Regions from separate parts of the Homo sapiens genome. Here region 2 is linked to region 1. Evidence: chromatin contacts called from ENCODE Hi-C or POLR2A ChIA-PET data. All regions are on one chromosome and are shown on one strand. The core of a region is the stretch at or near the end of the contact, and the rest is flanking DNA. Distances in the headings are between cores, read along the strand shown. Region 1 holds the start of LINC03009 (long intergenic non-protein coding RNA 3009). Region 2 overlaps LINC03009 (long intergenic non-protein coding RNA 3009).

What was found. A loop is a pair of places that touch in the nucleus more often than their neighbours do. ChIA-PET counts read pairs that join two places held with the same protein, here RNA polymerase II (POLR2A). Pooled maps may share reads with other maps.
Region 2: a loop to region 1 is called in a pooled map, with 4 times the contacts of the local background. The contact joins the enhancer-like site here to the promoter of LINC03009 in region 1. A Hi-C loop is called at or near these places in 10 of 50 pooled maps. POLR2A ChIA-PET finds 5 or more read pairs at or near these places in 2 of 52 experiments (A549 and naive thymus-derived CD8-positive, alpha-beta T cell).

Annotation. Positions count from the first base shown.
Region 1 is chr7:76,544,222-76,552,108 of GRCh38, reverse strand. LINC03009 (long intergenic non-protein coding RNA 3009) reads right to left here and starts at 2,768. Exons shown (of 3, transcript NR_029411.1): 1 at 2,248-2,768; 2 at 587-689.
Region 2 is chr7:76,589,369-76,597,255 of GRCh38, reverse strand. The region is part of intron 2 of LINC03009 (long intergenic non-protein coding RNA 3009); the gene reads right to left. Among named protein-coding and RNA genes, the nearest start is that of POMZP3, 34 kb to the left of the region's middle. Within about 2 kb of position 4,420, at least 2 of the 41 ENCODE cell types and tissues checked have a DNase peak (open chromatin) inside an H3K27ac peak, as active enhancers do.

The DNA.
Region 1 (7,887 bases), core at 1,519-4,018:
TGAGAATGGACTAATACAGATGGCACTTTCCTTTTGTGATGACTGCCAAGAATATCAGTCCTAGGTGCGGCTCAATTTCAACAGCCTTAAAATATACTACCCATACATACAAGCTTCACAAATCATTTTTGGTGCTGATCTGCCACACTAACTATATTTTACAGGATAATGTCTATTTCCACATTCCCATTTTAAAGTATGAATCCTGGCTGGGCTTGGTGGCTCATGCCTGTAATCCCAGCACTTTGGGAGGCTGAGGTGGGAAGATCACCTGAGGTCAGGAGTTTGAGACCAGCCTGGCCAACATAGTGAAACCCCATCTCTTCTAAAAATACAAAAAATTAGCTGGGCATGGTGGCGCACGCCTGTAATCCCTGCTACTCAGGAGGCTGAGGCAGGAGAATCACTTGAACCCAGGAGGTGGAGGTTGCAGTGAAGCGAGATCATGCCACTGCACTGCAGCCTGGGCAACAGAGCAAGACTCCATCTCAAAAAAAAGAAAAAAAAAAGTATGAATCCTTACAAACCTCTTAAAATGCATCATAAAATAAAATTGAGGAACATATACACAAGCAGGAAAACTCACCTGCAATGTGTTCATTTTCTGCTGCTCTTGGAAACTTGCAGAGACTGTGGCTGATAGACCTAGAGGGGCAGAAGCAGGTCACTGAAGTCATGAGGGCTCCGGCCTGCAAAGGCAGAAATCACCTGCATAAGAACCGCAAAAGAAAGCTCAATAGGCTAACACCCTGTGAACACTCAACCTGCAAACACTCAGAAGGGTCTAAAAGAGTGATACAGGGTTTCGCCATGTTGGCCAGGCTGGTCTCAAATTCTGGCCTCAAGTGATCCGCCTGCCTGGGCCAACATGGCAAAACCCCGTCTCTACTTAAAAATAACAAAAAAAATTAGCCAGGCATAGTGTCACATGCCTGTAGTCCCAGCTACTCAGGAGGCTGAGGCACGAGAATCCTTTGAACCTGGGAGGTGGAAGTTGCAGTGAGCCGAGACCACGCTGTTGCATTCCAGACTGGGTGAGAGACACTGTCTCAAAAAAAAAAAAAAAAAAAAAGTGATAGGGGAAGCATGCGCCTGTAACTCTAAGATAATCAGGTAGTAATTAGATGAGTTAGACTCTCATGGGTAACACGACTCCTTTTACAAATAGTCTGCCATCATCAAATACAAGGTGCAAAAAGAAAAAAAATTCCCATTATACGGCTCATGTTTTTTGTGGTTTGTTGGTTGAGACAGGGTCTCAATCTGCCACCCAGGCTGGAGTGCAGTGGTGCATTCACGGCTCTCTGCAGCCTCGACCTCCTGGGCTCCATCCATCCTCCCACTTCAGCCTCCTGAGTAGCTGGGACCACAGATGCATCCCAGCATGCCTGGCGACTTTTGTATTTTTTGTAGTCAGGGTGTCCCCATGTTGTCTAGGCTGGTCTCTAACTCCTGGTCTCAAGGGATACTCTTGCCCTAGCCCCGCAAAGTGCTCGGATTACAGGTGTGAGCCACTGCATCCCGCCCGCATTTTCTTATTGTCTCTTTAAACTGCCTAAAATAAAATAGGCCATAGGAATTGAGTAGGTGAGCTCTCAGAAATGAAATGAATGTGTATAAAATATGGTTTTGTTTCTAAATTATCTAACTGAACTTAGTTATTGTGGCACCTAATAATCTTCTATTAAGAAAACTAGGATACGGGAGAAATAACACTGGCCTGGGAGATAAGTCTCCTGGGTTCTACTATGAGCAGCTCTACCCACAAAGCCGGTGACCTGGTCAAGTCACCCACCTGCTAAGGCCCAGTCTCTTCCCCTAGCAACTGAGGCAGCAGGAGAGAATCCCTGCAGACTGTTCCTGCATTACTACGATTCTCCCAGGGCAGATCTAAGGGGGGGATCAGCAGACACTTAAGTGAGAGAATAGAAGTGCTGACGGACATTTAGAGGCGGTCGAAATCTGGAGCACGGAGAGGAGGAGGAAGGACTGTTAGGGGTTAGCGGGGAGTGGAGACGACGTCCGCAGCTGAGGGTGGTGACACCCTCCACGCCTCCCTAAGCCTCGTCCTCCCAGATCTTCCCATGCAGCGCCTGTTCGGTGCAGCCGGACCCTGCCCTCGAACCCAACACATGTCTCTCCAGCAAGCAATCGGGACCCTCCCTCTGCCCCACACTCTAAGGTCCCCAAAACACGGTGACTTCACCCAGGCCCTTCTCGCTCCGGGCCCAAAAACCCAAGACTTACCCTCCTGGGGCTCCGCAGCCTCTGCCCCACGGCTCCTGAGAGGCCGGGGCGGGCTGCTGTCGCTGGCGCACGCGTCTGCTCACGAGGTCCCCTCCTGTCCACCTCACCAAGGCTGTTCTGCTCCCGAGGGGCCCGGGCCGGGCCTATGGGGCAAATCCAGGTGGGTGTCCTTCTCGGGGCCCAGATCCGCCTCCCTGGGGCTCACCGTACAGCGACGGCCGGCGCCAGGCCTCTGAGGACACACACGGGCCAGGCCCAGGTCCCGTCGCCCCTTCGCCTCCGCCATCACCTCCCGCCCGGCCCCTCTGGCCCCAGCGCCGCCGGCTCCGGGGTTCACGCTCGGGGGTCCTGGCTCGAGCCTCTACCCGGCCCGCGCGAACCCTGGGCCGCACAGCTCCCGCCCGCCTAGGTGCTGGCCCGGGCGGTCAGCGTCTAGCCCCGCAGACTCGGTGATTCTCGTCCACTAGAGGCCAAAGCCTGGGAACCAGAGCAAGCGATGACCTGAACAGGCGCAGGAAGCGAGGGCAGTGCGGAGGTGGCGCGCATGTGCGAGCACGCACGCGCGAACACGCACGCAGGGAGAGGTGCACACGCGCAGGAGTGCACCGGAAGTCCGCCTCCCCGGACACCCACCGCGGTCCCAGGACAAGTAACAGACTCTATTTCCCATGAGCCTACGCGCTCCCCAAGTTTAGGGGCTGTCTTAAATGTCTCTACCCCGCCTAAAGGTTAAGAAGCTCCAGGCTATGAGCTTTGGCAGCCCTGAACCCCGGACTGAACTTCACCTTTGTCTTTACTCCCTTTTAGGGTCAAGTCCAGGGCTGCGTTACTGGGTCCTGGAGCCCAAGTCCTCTGGGTTAGAACCGAGTTTGCCATAAGGAGAAGGAAAGGAAAGGGTGTATCATGGTCACTGCTCTGAAATGCTGAGAAGTTTCACTCAAATACTGGGACAGGATAAATGCCCAGCGATGCTTTCCAAGGAACAAAAAGAAAATAGAATTTGTAGCTGGGCGCGGTGGCTCAAGCCTGTAATCCCAGCACTTTGGGAGGCCAAGGCGGGCAGATCGCGAGGTCAAGAGATAGAGATCATCGTGGCCAACATGATGAAACCCTGTCTCTACTAAAAATACAAAAATTAGCTGGGCGTGGTGGCGCGTGCCTGTAATCCCAGCTACTCGGGAGGCTAAGGCAGGAGAAGCACTTGAACCTGGGAGGTGGAGGTTGCAGTGAGCCGAGATCACGCCACTGCACTCCATCCTGGCGACAAAGCGAGACTCCATAGCTTTTCTAGATCACACAGCGAATGCCTAAAAACTGTAGAGAAATAAGGACATACACATACAAACTGAACGAAGAAGAGATACCTGTGATCTTACCTTCCCCAGGAGGATTATGTTTAGGGTTAGGTTATGTTGACCAAAAAGAGTCAAAGTCTGTAAAGAGTTTTATTCTGGGCCTCCTATTTGAGTGACCATGGCTGGTGACACAGCCTCAGGGGGTCCTGAGAACGTGAGCCCAAAGTGGTTGGGTTACAGCTTGGTTTTATGCATCTTAGGGAGACAGTAGTTACAGGCAAAGACATAAATCAATACATGGGAAGTATATGTTGGGTCAGCCAGGAAAGGCTTTCAGGTCACTAGTAGATTGAAAGATTGGCAGTTGGTTCAGAGTTAAGTGTTGGCTGAACAGCTGGAAGACTACATAAAGAAATGGGCCATTGTGGTGGCTCATGCCTGTAATCCCAGCATTTTGGGAGGGTGAGCTGGGAGGATCCCTTGAGGCCAGGAGTTCAAGGACAGCCTGGGCAACACAGCGAGACCCCCACTTCTACAAAAAAAAAATAATTATCCAGGTGTGGTGGTGCATGCCTGTAGACTCAGCTACTCAGGAGGCCGAGATGGAAGGATCGCTTGAGCCTGGGAAGTTGAGGCTACAGTGAGCCATGATGGCACCACTGCATTCCAGCTTGGGCAACAGAGAAGAAAATAAAGAGAGAGAGAGAAAAAGAGAGAGAGGAAGGAAGGAAAAAGAGGGAGGGAAAAAAAAGAAAGAAAAGTTTGAGTTAGGATAAGGGGGATTGTGGAAACCAAGGTTCTTGTTATGTAGGTGAAGCCTCAGAACAGGCTTCAGGGAGAATAGATGATAAATATCTCTTATTGGATCTTAAAAGGTGTCAGACTCTCCAGAAAAGACCTGGAGTCTTTTCTGTAAGGGAAAGAGATTCTCTACAGAATGCAAATTTCCCCCAAAGAGATGGCTTTGCAGGACTATTTTAAAGTTTGTCAAAGAAAATATGTTTTGGGGTAAAATACTGTAATTTACTTCAGGGACTGCTATCTGTCATGTGATGCTATATCAGAGTCTGGTTGGAGATGGGTATCTTACTGATAAAAAGAGCCTGTTTTGTCAGTCCTATGATCTCTATTCTAATAGAGATCATAATGTTGGTCAGCTGTGCCTAAACTCTGACGGGAGGAGAATTATGACAAGGCATGTCCAACCCCCTCCTTCCCATCATGACCTAAATTAGTTTTCCATGTTTATTTTGGATCCTGTTGGCCAACAGGGGAGTCCACTGAGTCAGTTGTGGGGGCTTAGAATTTTATTTTTGGTTTACAATTAAAATGTCAATTTTCAAAAATGGGATCATAAAGACAATGATTCATCACAATTTTTTGGTGAAATCTAACAGTGTTCTTGCCCAGTTGTTTCATAAAAACTGGTAAGGAAAAGACTAAAAATAAATTCTTCTGAGGCCAGGTGCAGTGGCTCACGCCTGTAATCCCAGCACTTTGGGAGGCCGAGGCCGGCGGATCATGAGGTCAGGAAATCAAGACCATCCTGGCCAACATGGTGAAACCCCGTCTCTACTAAAACACAAAAAATTAGCCAGGTGTGGTGGCTCGCGCCTGTAGTCTCAGTTACTTGGGAGGCTGAGGCAGGGGAATCACTTGAACCTGGGAGACAGAGATTGCAGTGAGCCGAGATCAGGCCACTGCACTCCAGCCTGGGAGACAGAGCAAGACTCCATCTCAAGATAAATAAGTAAATAAATAGATTATTCTGTTAACCTAGAATATTCTCTCCACAAATTCAGAAAATAAAGAAAACAATTTTATTATTGAATAAGCATTAAACCAGACTGTGATGCCCATCACAGGTGATCCATTAATGAGATGCAAAGAGAAATAAACCCTCCTTTTTTTTTTTTTTTTTTGAGACAAAATCTTGCTCTGTCGCCCAGGCTGGAGTGCAGTGGTGCGATCTCGGCTCACTGCAACCTCTGCCTCCCCAGTTTAAGCGATTCTCCTGCCTCAGCCTCCCAAGTAACTGAGACTACAGGCGCGAGCCACCACACCTGGCTAATTTTTTGTATTTTTAGTAGAGATGGGGTTTCGTTATGTTAGCTAGGATGGTCTCGAAATCCTGACCTCGTAATTCGCCCGCCTAGGCCTCCCAAAGTGCTGGGATTATAGGCGTGAGCTATGGCGCCCGGCCAAAGCGTCCTTTTTATATAGTCTGGCAGATACAATCCATTGCATACACGCTCTCAAGATAAATAGTAACTCATCCTCATGCAAAAGGACTTGCTATGCAGTTTTTTTTGTTTTGTTTTTTTTGAGACAGGGTCTCATTCTGTCATCCAGGCTGGAGTGTAGTGGTGTGATCTTCTTGGCTCACTGTAACCTCCACCTCCTGGGTTCAAGTGATTCTCGTGCCTAAGCCTCCCAAGTAGCTGGAATTACAGACATGTGCCATCATGCCCAGCTAATATTTGTATTTTAGTAGAGACAGAGTTTCGCCATACTGGCCAGGCTGGACTCAAACTCCTTCTTTCGATTTCTGTGTGGCTTCAAGTGATCCGCCCGTCTCGGCCTCCCCCAGAGTGCTGGGATTGCAGGTGTGAGCCACCGCGCCTGGCCTGCTATGCATTCTTAAACACTCATCCTAAATTCACCTGGAAATCAACGTGGCCATCCATGCTAGTTAATTACCTGTATTCAATGAAAAAATAAAACTTCTCACATCTCCTTGACAAGCAGGTAGTAACAGCTCAAGTTGCCTAGGCTAAACTCCCTAGGCAACAGGAAGATAGGGACACTATTTTCCTCCAGGTTTACATTTCAAAGACAAGACTCTTAGGCTCTTAAGAAAAAAATTCCTGGATTGTGACCAGGCACGGTGGCTCACGCCCATAATCCCAGCACATTGGGAGGCCGAGGCTGGTGGATCACCTGAGGTCAGGAGTTCAAGACCAGCCAGACCAACAAGGTGAAACCCTGTCTCTACTAAAAATACAAAAATTAGCCAGGCGTGGTGGCAGACGCCTGTAGTCTCAGCTACTCAGGAGGTTGAGATGGGAGAATTGCTTGAACCCGGGAAGTGGAGGTTGCAGTGAGCCGAGATTATACCCCTGCACTCCAGCCTGGGTGACAGCGAGATTCTGTCTCCAAAAAAAAAAAAAAAAAAAAAAAAATTCCTGGGTTGTAATGTTGGCAAGAAGTTCATTTACCTTTTTAAAAGATTTAGGTACATATCAAAGGCACAAAAGAAGTTATTTATATTACAAGGTTTATCAAGGAAATACTCTTTAAAAAGGAGAGGAGATAAGGTTAATTTCCCTTTTGGCAAGTAAGACAAATGTAATCTTTTTTTTTTTAGAAAATCCATACAGTGAGGGCTGGGCACGGTGGCCCACATCTGTAGTCCCAGCACTTTGGGAGGCCAAGGCAGGTGGATTACTTGAGGCCAGGAGTTCGAGACCAGCCTGGGCAACATGGCGAAACCCCATCTCTACCACAAATACGAAAATTAGCTGGGTGTGGTGGTGTGTGCCTATTGTCCCAGCTACTCTGGAGGCGGAGGCACGAGAAGTGCTTGAACATGGGAGGCAGAGGTTGCAGTGAGCCGAGATTGAGCCATTACAATCCAGTCTGGGCAACAAGAGTGAAGCTCTGTCTCAAAAAATAAAAAAATAAAAAATAAAAAACAAAAACAAAGAGCCTCTTTTCCCTCTCCCTGCCACAGAGTTGTCTTCAGTAATTTCATTCCCTTTTTTCCTGAGGGTTCACTGGGTTTCTGGGTCCCAGAAGGGGAAGTTCTCTTCAAGGTACAGAAACCACAACTCCACAGAGAACCGCAGAGACGGCAGCATGACCAGACCCTGGCCAGGTTTGGGGAGGCTGCTGGGCTGAGACTTGGGCTGAACTTCCGCTGCAGGTCGACTTATTCCCATCAGCACCAAAGCTGCTGGAGGGGGTCATCCAAAAGCAAAGGAAGCAGGGGTGCAGCTTGGAGGCTGTTTCAGAAGGTCCCACTGAGCCAAGGACTCAAGGCCTGGCCACAGCCCTCCCAAGCGAGGCCCAGATCATATTTCACCATGCTCAGAAAACCTTGTCTGCTCATTTCAGTCCATAGTGATTTTGCTTTCTTTAGGATCTCTCTTGAACTGTCCAACCCAGAGAGTTTCAAATCGGAATGGATTCCAATGATGGAGCTAAATCAGGCCCCACCTCAGTTTTTGAATTACAATCAATAGGGCTGGGTCCCAGCATCTGTATCTTAATGTTCCTCCATGTGATCCTCATGCTGAAAGGCTGGTATTTGCAAATCCCTTTTTTTGGGGAGTGAAGGGTTTTT
Region 2 (7,887 bases), core at 3,171-5,670, 43 kb before region 1:
GTTATTTTGATGTATGTTTCTTCAATGCCTTGCTTGTTGAGGATTTTTAACATGAAAGGATGCTGAATTTTATTGAAAGCCATTTCTGCATCTGTTGAGATGTTCATGTGGTTTATTTTAGTTCTGTTTAGGAGATGAATCATATTTATTGGTTTTGTATACGTTGAACTAATCTTGCATCCCAGGAATAAAGCCTACCTGATTGCTGTGGATTAGCTTTTTGATGTTCTGCTGGATTTGATTTGCTAGTATTTTTGTTGAGGATTTTAGCATCTATGTTCATCAGGGATATTGGCCCAACATTTTCTTTTTTTGTTGCATCTCAGCCAGATTTTAGTATTAGGATGATGCTGGCCTCATACAATGCGTTAGGGAGAGTCCCTCCTCCTCAACTTTTTGGAGTAGTTTTAGTAGAAGTGGTACTAGCTCTACTTTATACATTTGGTAGAATTAGGCTGTGGATCCATCTGGTCCTTGTATTTTTCTAATTGATAGGCTTTTCATAACTGATTCAATTTTGGAACTCATTATTGATCTGTTTAGGGATTCAGTTTCTTCCTTGTTCAACCTTGGGAGCTTATGTTTCTAGGAATTTATCCATTTCTTCTAAGTTTTCTACTTTGTGTGCATAGGTATTTGTAGTTGTCTCTGAGGGTATTTTGTATTTTTGTGGGGTCAGTGGTAATGTCTTCGTTGTCTTTTCTAATTGCGTCTATTTGGGTCCTCCCTATTTTTTTCTTTATTAGTCTAGCTAAGAGTTTATCAATCTTTTTATTCTTTAAAAAAATTAAAATTTGGATTTATCTTTTTTGCTCTTCATCTCTCAATTTCCTTCAGTTCAGCTCTGATTTTGGTTATTTCTTGTCTTCTGCTAGCTTTGGCGTTGGTTTGCTCTTGTTTTTCTAATTTTTCCAGGTGTGACCTTAGGTTATGAATTAGAGATCCTTTTAACTTTTTGATGTGGGCATCACTATAAAATTCCCTCTTACCACTGCTTTAGCTGTGTCCCAGAGATTCTGGTATCTCTGGGATACTAGAGTTTAGTTTCAAAGAATTACTTGATGTTTGCCTTAATTTCATGGTTCACCCAAAAGTCATTCAGGAGCAGGTTGTTTAATTCCAAGTAATTGCATAGTTGTAAGCAATTTTCTTAGTGTTGATTGTTTATTGCACTGTAGTCTAAGAGTATGTTTGGTATGATTTCAGTTTTTTTTGATTTGCTGAGGGTTGTTTTGTGGCCAATCATGTGGTTGACTTTAGAGTATGTGCTATGTGCAGATGAGAATAATTTATATTCTGTTATTTTTGGATGCAGAGTTCTGTAGATATCTATTAGGCCCATTTAGTCAAGTGTTGAGTTCAAGTCCTGAATGTTTTTGTTAGTTGTATGTCTCAATGATCTGCCTAATACTGTCAGTGTCATGTTGTAGTATCCCACTATTATTGTGTGGTTATCTACATCTTTTTGTAGGTGTTTCAGAACTTGCTTTATGCATCTGGGTACTCCTACATTGGGTGGGTATATATTTACAATAGTTAGGTCTTCTCATTGAATTGAACTCTTTATTATTATGCAATGCCCTTCTGTGTCTGTTTTGATGATCACTGGTTTAAAGTCTGTTTTGTTGGAAATAAGAATAGGAGTCCCTGCTTTTTTCTGTTTTGTGTTTGCTTGGTAGATTTTTCTTCATCCCTTTACTTTGAGTCTATGGGTGTCACTATTTGTGGGATGGGTTTCTTGAAGACAGCATACATTTGAGTCTTGCAGTCTAGCTTCTTTATCTAACTTGCCAATCTGTGCCTTTTGACTGGGGCACATAGCCCATTACTTTCAAGGTTAATATTCACGGGGGGGTGGGGGAAGGGAATTGGATCCTATCTTTGTGTTGTTAGCTGGTTATTATGCAGACTTTATTATGTGGTTGTTTTATAGTGTCCATAACCTATGTACTTAAGTTTGTTTTTGTGGTGGCTGGTAATGGTCTTTGCTTTCCATGTTTAGAACTCCCTCAAGTACGTTTTGTAAGGCAGGTCTGGTTGTAACAGGTTCCCTTAATATTTCCTTGTCTGAAAAGGGTCTTATTTCTCCTTTGCTTATAAAGCTTAGTTTGGCTGGGTAGGAAATTATTGGTTGGAGTTTCTTTTCTTTAAAAATGCAGAATATAGGCCCCCAATCTATTTCAGATTGGAGTGTTTCTGCTGAAACAGTCACTGTTAATCTGATGAGTTTCCCTTTGTAGGTGACCTGTCCTTTCTTTCTAGCTGCCTTTAATATATTTTCTTTCATGTCAACCTTGAAGAATCTGAAAATTATGAGTCTTTGGGATGGTCATCTGATATAGTATCTTGCAGGGGTTATTTGCATCTCTTGAATTTGAATGTCGGCTTCTCTTGTGAAGCTGAAAAAGTTTTGGTGAATGATATTCTGAAATATGATTTCCAAGTTGCCTGCTTTCTCCCCTCTCTTTCAGGGATGCCAATGAGTTGAAAATGTGTTCTCTTTATATAACCTCATATCTCTTGAATGTTTTGTTCATTTTTTAATTTTTTCTTTATTTTTGTCTAACTGTATTTTGGAGAACCAGTCTTTGAGCTCTGAGAGTCTTTCCTCAGCTTGGTTAATTCTGCTGTTAATACTTGATATGGTTTGGCTGTGTTCCCACCCAAATCTCATCCTAAATTGTAGTTCCTATAATCTCCATGTATGGTGGGAGTGACCTAGTGGGAAGTAATTGAATCACAGGGCAGTTTCCCCCATGCTATTCTCATGATAGTAAGTTCTCACAAGATCTGATGGTTTTATAAGGGGCTTCTCCCTCATTTGGTTCTCATTCTTCTCCTTCCTGCCACCATGTGAAGTAGGGCATTTGCTTCCCCTTCCACCATAATTGTAGGTTTCCTGAGGCCTTGCGAACCCTGAGGAACTGTGGTCAATTAAACCTCCTTCCTTTATAATTTACCCAGTCTTGAGCAGTTCTTTATAGCAGCATGAGAATGGACTAATACAGTAAATTGGTACTGGTAGAGTGGGGTGCTGCTATAAGGATACCCGAAAATGTGGAAGTGACTTTGGAAATGGGTAACCGGCAGAGGTTGGAACACTGTGGAGGGCTTGGAAGAAAACAGGAAAATGTGGGAAAGTGTGGAGTTTCCTAGAGACTTGCTGAATGGCTTTGACCAAAATGCTGATAGTGATAGGGACAATAAAGTTCAGGCTGAGGTGGTCTCAGATAGAGATGAGGAACTTGTTGGGAACTGGAGCAAAGGTGACTCTTGTCATGATTTAATAAAGAGACTGGTGGCATTTTGCCCCTTCCCCAGAGATCTTTGGAACTTTGAACTTGAGAGAGATGACTTAAGGTATCTAGCAGAAGAAATTTCTAAGTGGCAAAATGTTCAAGAGGGAGCAGGGCATAAAAGTTTGGAAAATTTGCAGCCCAATAACTAAATAGGAAAGAAAAACCATTTTCTGGGGAGAAATTCAAGCTGGTTGCAGAAATTTACACAAGTAATGAGGAGAGAAATATTAATCACCAAGATAATGTGGAAAATATCTCCAGGGCATGTCAGAGACCTTTGTGGCAGCCCCTCCCATGACAGATCCAGAAGTCTAGGAGGAAAAAAATGGCTTTACGGGCCCAGGGTCCCCCCGCTGTGTGCAGCCTAGCAACTTGGTGCCCTGCATTCCAGCTGCTGCAGCCATGGCTAAAAGGGGCCAAGGTATAGCTTGGGCCATGGCTTTAGAGGGTGCAAGCCCCAAGCTTTGGCAGCTTCTACTTGTTGTTGAGCCTTCTGGTACACAGAAGTCAAGAATTGAGATTTGGACCCCAAGACTATGGGAGCCCACCTCTTGCATCAGCATGACCTGAATGTGAGGCATGAAATCAAAGGAGATTATTTTGGGTCTTTAAGATTTAATAACTGCCTTGTTGGATTTCAGACTTGCATGAGACCTGTAGCCCCTTTGTTTTGGCCACTTTTTCCCATTTGGAACAGGTGTATTTACCCAATGGCTGAACCTCCACTGTATCTAGGAAGTAACTAACTTGCTTTTGATTTTGCAGGCTTTTAGGTGGAAAAGACTTGCCCTTGTCTCAGATGAGACTTTGGACTTCAACTTTCAGGTTAATGCTGGAATGAGCTAAGACTTTTGGAGACTGTTGGAAAGGCATGAAATGTGAGGACATGAGATTTGGGTGTGGTGGAATGATATGGATTGGCTGGGTTCCCACCCAAACCTCATCTTGAATTATAGTTCCCATAATCCCATGTCTGGTGGGAGGGACCTGGTGGGAGGCAACTGAATCATGGGGGAAGTTTTCCCCATGCTGTTCCCGTGACAGTGGTAAGTTCTCATAACATCTGATGGTTTTATAAGGAGCTTCCCCCTTCACTCAGTTCTCATTCTACTTCCTGCTACCGTGTGAAGAAGGACATGTTTACTTCTCCTTCAACCATAATTATAACTTTCCTGAGACCTTGCCAGCCCTGTGGAACTCTGAGGCAATTAAACCTCTTTGCATTATAATATACCCAGTCATAGGCAGTTCTCTGTAGCAGTGTAAGAACAAACTAATACAATAATTGTGATTTTATTATGAAGTTTTTGTAGTGTGTTTTTTCAGTTCTATCAGATCCATTTGGTTCTTCCTTATAATGGCCATTTCATCTTTCAGCTCCTGTATTGTTTTGCTGCAATCCTTAGATTCCTTGGATTAGAATAAAATTTTGACTTTCTCCTGAATCTTGATGCTTTTCATTTCTATCCATATCTGAATTCTATGTCTGTCATTTCAGTACTTTCAGTCTGGTTAAGAACCTTTGCTATGGAACCAGCACAATCAATTGGAGGAAAGGAGAAACTCTGGCTTTTTGAATTGCCAGAGTTCTTCTACGGGTCAGGTCCTTTCTCATTTGTGTAGGCTGATATTCCTTTAACTGTGGTATAATTTGAATATCGTCAGTTGACTTCTTTTCTGGATGTTTTCAGAAGGCCAAGACCTTTGTGCAGGGTCTTTATTTGTAGCTGAATTCTAATTTTTGTCCTTGGTTTCACAGGTGGGTATATTAGCAAAATGTTTTTGGTGATGAAGTTTGGGCTATGACTCAGTAGATGGTGCTGAAGCATAATGGCCAGTAGGTAGGCTCTTGCTCAGCCATGTGGAACCTCTGTACTTCCTCCCAATTGTATCTGTGCTCCCTCTTAGTGATCTGAAAGTGTCAGCTCCTCCAGAATGCTGGCTGTAGATCTTAGCTTGGCATGCCCAGGATCCACACTGCAGCCCTGGGGTAAGCTCAGGCTTTATGTTCCCTCCCCAGCTTGGAGGAAGCAAGAGATGGGACCTTGGCAATGGTTGTGGCAGCAGGACTTTCACTTGTTTCTTGGGGCTCCACTGCAGAGATATGCAGAGCCACTACCAGTTGGTACAATCAGCCCTGGGTGGGGCAGCTGTGTTGTGGATTCAAGCCAGGAGTCCCTGCCCAATGACAAGCAGCGGGGACCAGGGGACCTGGGGAGACAGACTGGCCTCTTCTCTTTAGGGCAGCCATGGTTTATTGGAGGTGTGGTTAAAGCACTCATGGTCTTTGTTCCTTTCCCAGTCTGAAGGCAGCAAAGGAAGTACCACTGCAGTTACAGTGGCAGAGGAGTTTTCAGTTGCCTCTTGGAGCTTCACCTCAAAGAAATACAAGGATCCTGCTAACGGGAATGTTCAGCTGGGTGTGGCTGAATATTCATCCAGGGACCCTGCTTGGTGAAAAGCTGGGGGTCAAGGCTCACAGGAAGGGGTGACTATACTCCTATCTGTATGGTGACTGTGGCATGCTGGAAATGTGAGTAAAGCCCTCAAACTCTTTGCTCCTTTCCCAGTCCTGGGGCAGCAAGGGCAGAACCACTGCAGGAGCCATAGCGGAGAAGCTGTTGGTTTCTTCTGAGAGCTCCATCCCTGGGAAACCCAGAGCAACTACCAGTAAGAATGCTTAGCCTGGGGTGGGGCAGCTGTTCTGTGGTCCCGAGCCAGGGGCCCTGCCTGGTGAAGAGTTGGGGGTGAGGACTCACAGGGAAGAAAGACTGAGCTCCTTTTCATAGGGTGGCTGTGGCATGCTGGAGGTGCCGGCATATCAACCAGGCCCTTTGTTCCTTCCCCAGCCTGAAGGCAGTAAGGGCAGTACTACTGCAGCTGCAATGACAGAGGGGCTGTGGATGTCTCTGTGATTTTTTTCTTCAGAGAAACGCAGAGCTGCCACTGACTGAAGTATTCAGGTGCGGGCAGTGTAGTTATGCTGCAGGCACACCTCAAAAAGCCCCCTGCCCAGTGAGGAGTAGCAGGGCCAGGGACCCATGCAGAAAACCATCTGACTGTTTGTTGGTAAGGCAGCTGTGCTGTGCTGGGGGCCCATGATAGTCCCTAATCCCTGCACTACCCTCCCAATCCTGAGAGCAGCAGGAATGAGGACTGTGGAGCTGCAAAATTTGCAGGCCTGCCTGTTACCCCTGGGAGCTCTGTTCCAAGAAAACGCAGAGCTGCAACAGGCCGAAAGCCCAGGTTGGGTGTTTCTGAGATCCTAGGTCAGGAGGCCTTGCCCTGTGAGGAGTAGCAGGGGTGGGGACCCTCATGGAAAACAGTGTGGCCACTTTTCTGTAAGGCAGCTCTGCTATGCTGGGGGTCTTCATTAGTCCACAGTCAAGGTGGTCTCTCCCATGGGTGGAGGGGTCCTAGGGTATTTCCTGTGCCCAGGATTGCAAAGGGGTCCATGGCAGAAGTGTGGTCCCCAGGGACCCTCACTCACTGACCATTTTCCCGAAGTGGGGGCCTCCCCTGGCTCTGTACCACTCCGGGTGGGCAATTGTCATATCTCACGCTTCTCCATTCTCTGTGGGTTGTGTTGTTTTCTTCATGAATTCCGAAGTTTACTCTTGGATGATCTAGTTGAAGAGCTAGTGTTTACTGATCACACTGTCTTCTCTCCTTGAAATTGGTGCATATTAGCTGCTTCTAGTCAGCCCTCTTGCCCAGAATCCCCAAAAAGAAAATTGTTAGTTCAGGGATTGTAGCTTTTTTTTTGTTTTAACATGAGATATGTGATTATAATAAACTTCAAGTATTCAGGACCATTTTATGGATAAAAGGAGAATCTAACTTTTAAAAGTTGGGAAAATGATTTAATATTGGAAACTCAAGAGTTACAAATTCTTACAGTTATTTCAAAACTAAAGGTTTCTTTAGAGCTCCAAATTTAGAGCTATAAATCCTATATCCGTAATCAAATCCAGTACTGATAACAATGAACAATTGCTGAAGAGTAATATTCTCTCTCTCTTTACCAATGTAAGCCTTAGCATTGGTACTTTCTTGTATTATCTTTTTGCATGCCATTATGATCAGAAAAAACAAAAAGCTACCCAGAAAGGGCAGCCACATTCTAAATGATAGCTTTTACCTCCCTGAGGAGCTGCTAGTACCTACCTGATTAGAATTCATTTGTAAACAACAGAGGCCTTTTAAATCTAAATTACATTTCCTAATAATTTGTTTCTGTTTATTCAGTTTACATTAAGAAACTCTTCATTCATTGAGCAAATACCTACTGAAACCTATATTATGCCAGGCATTCTGATAAATACTAGGTATGTATCAATAAATAAAAATTACTCCATTTTCAGAAATATTTTGAATAACTCCTATGTATTAAGCAGGAATTTTTTAAATATACTAAAAACAGACAAAAATCCTGATCCTCATAGGGCTGCAGTCTGATGGAGGAAAGGGGAAATCATGCAAACAAATACATATATCTCTAAAATCTCTAAAATAATGTCAATAAAGGATTAGAATTATAAGGAGAAATAAAGCAGAGAGAACTGGAGAAATCCTGGGTGTGATGTTT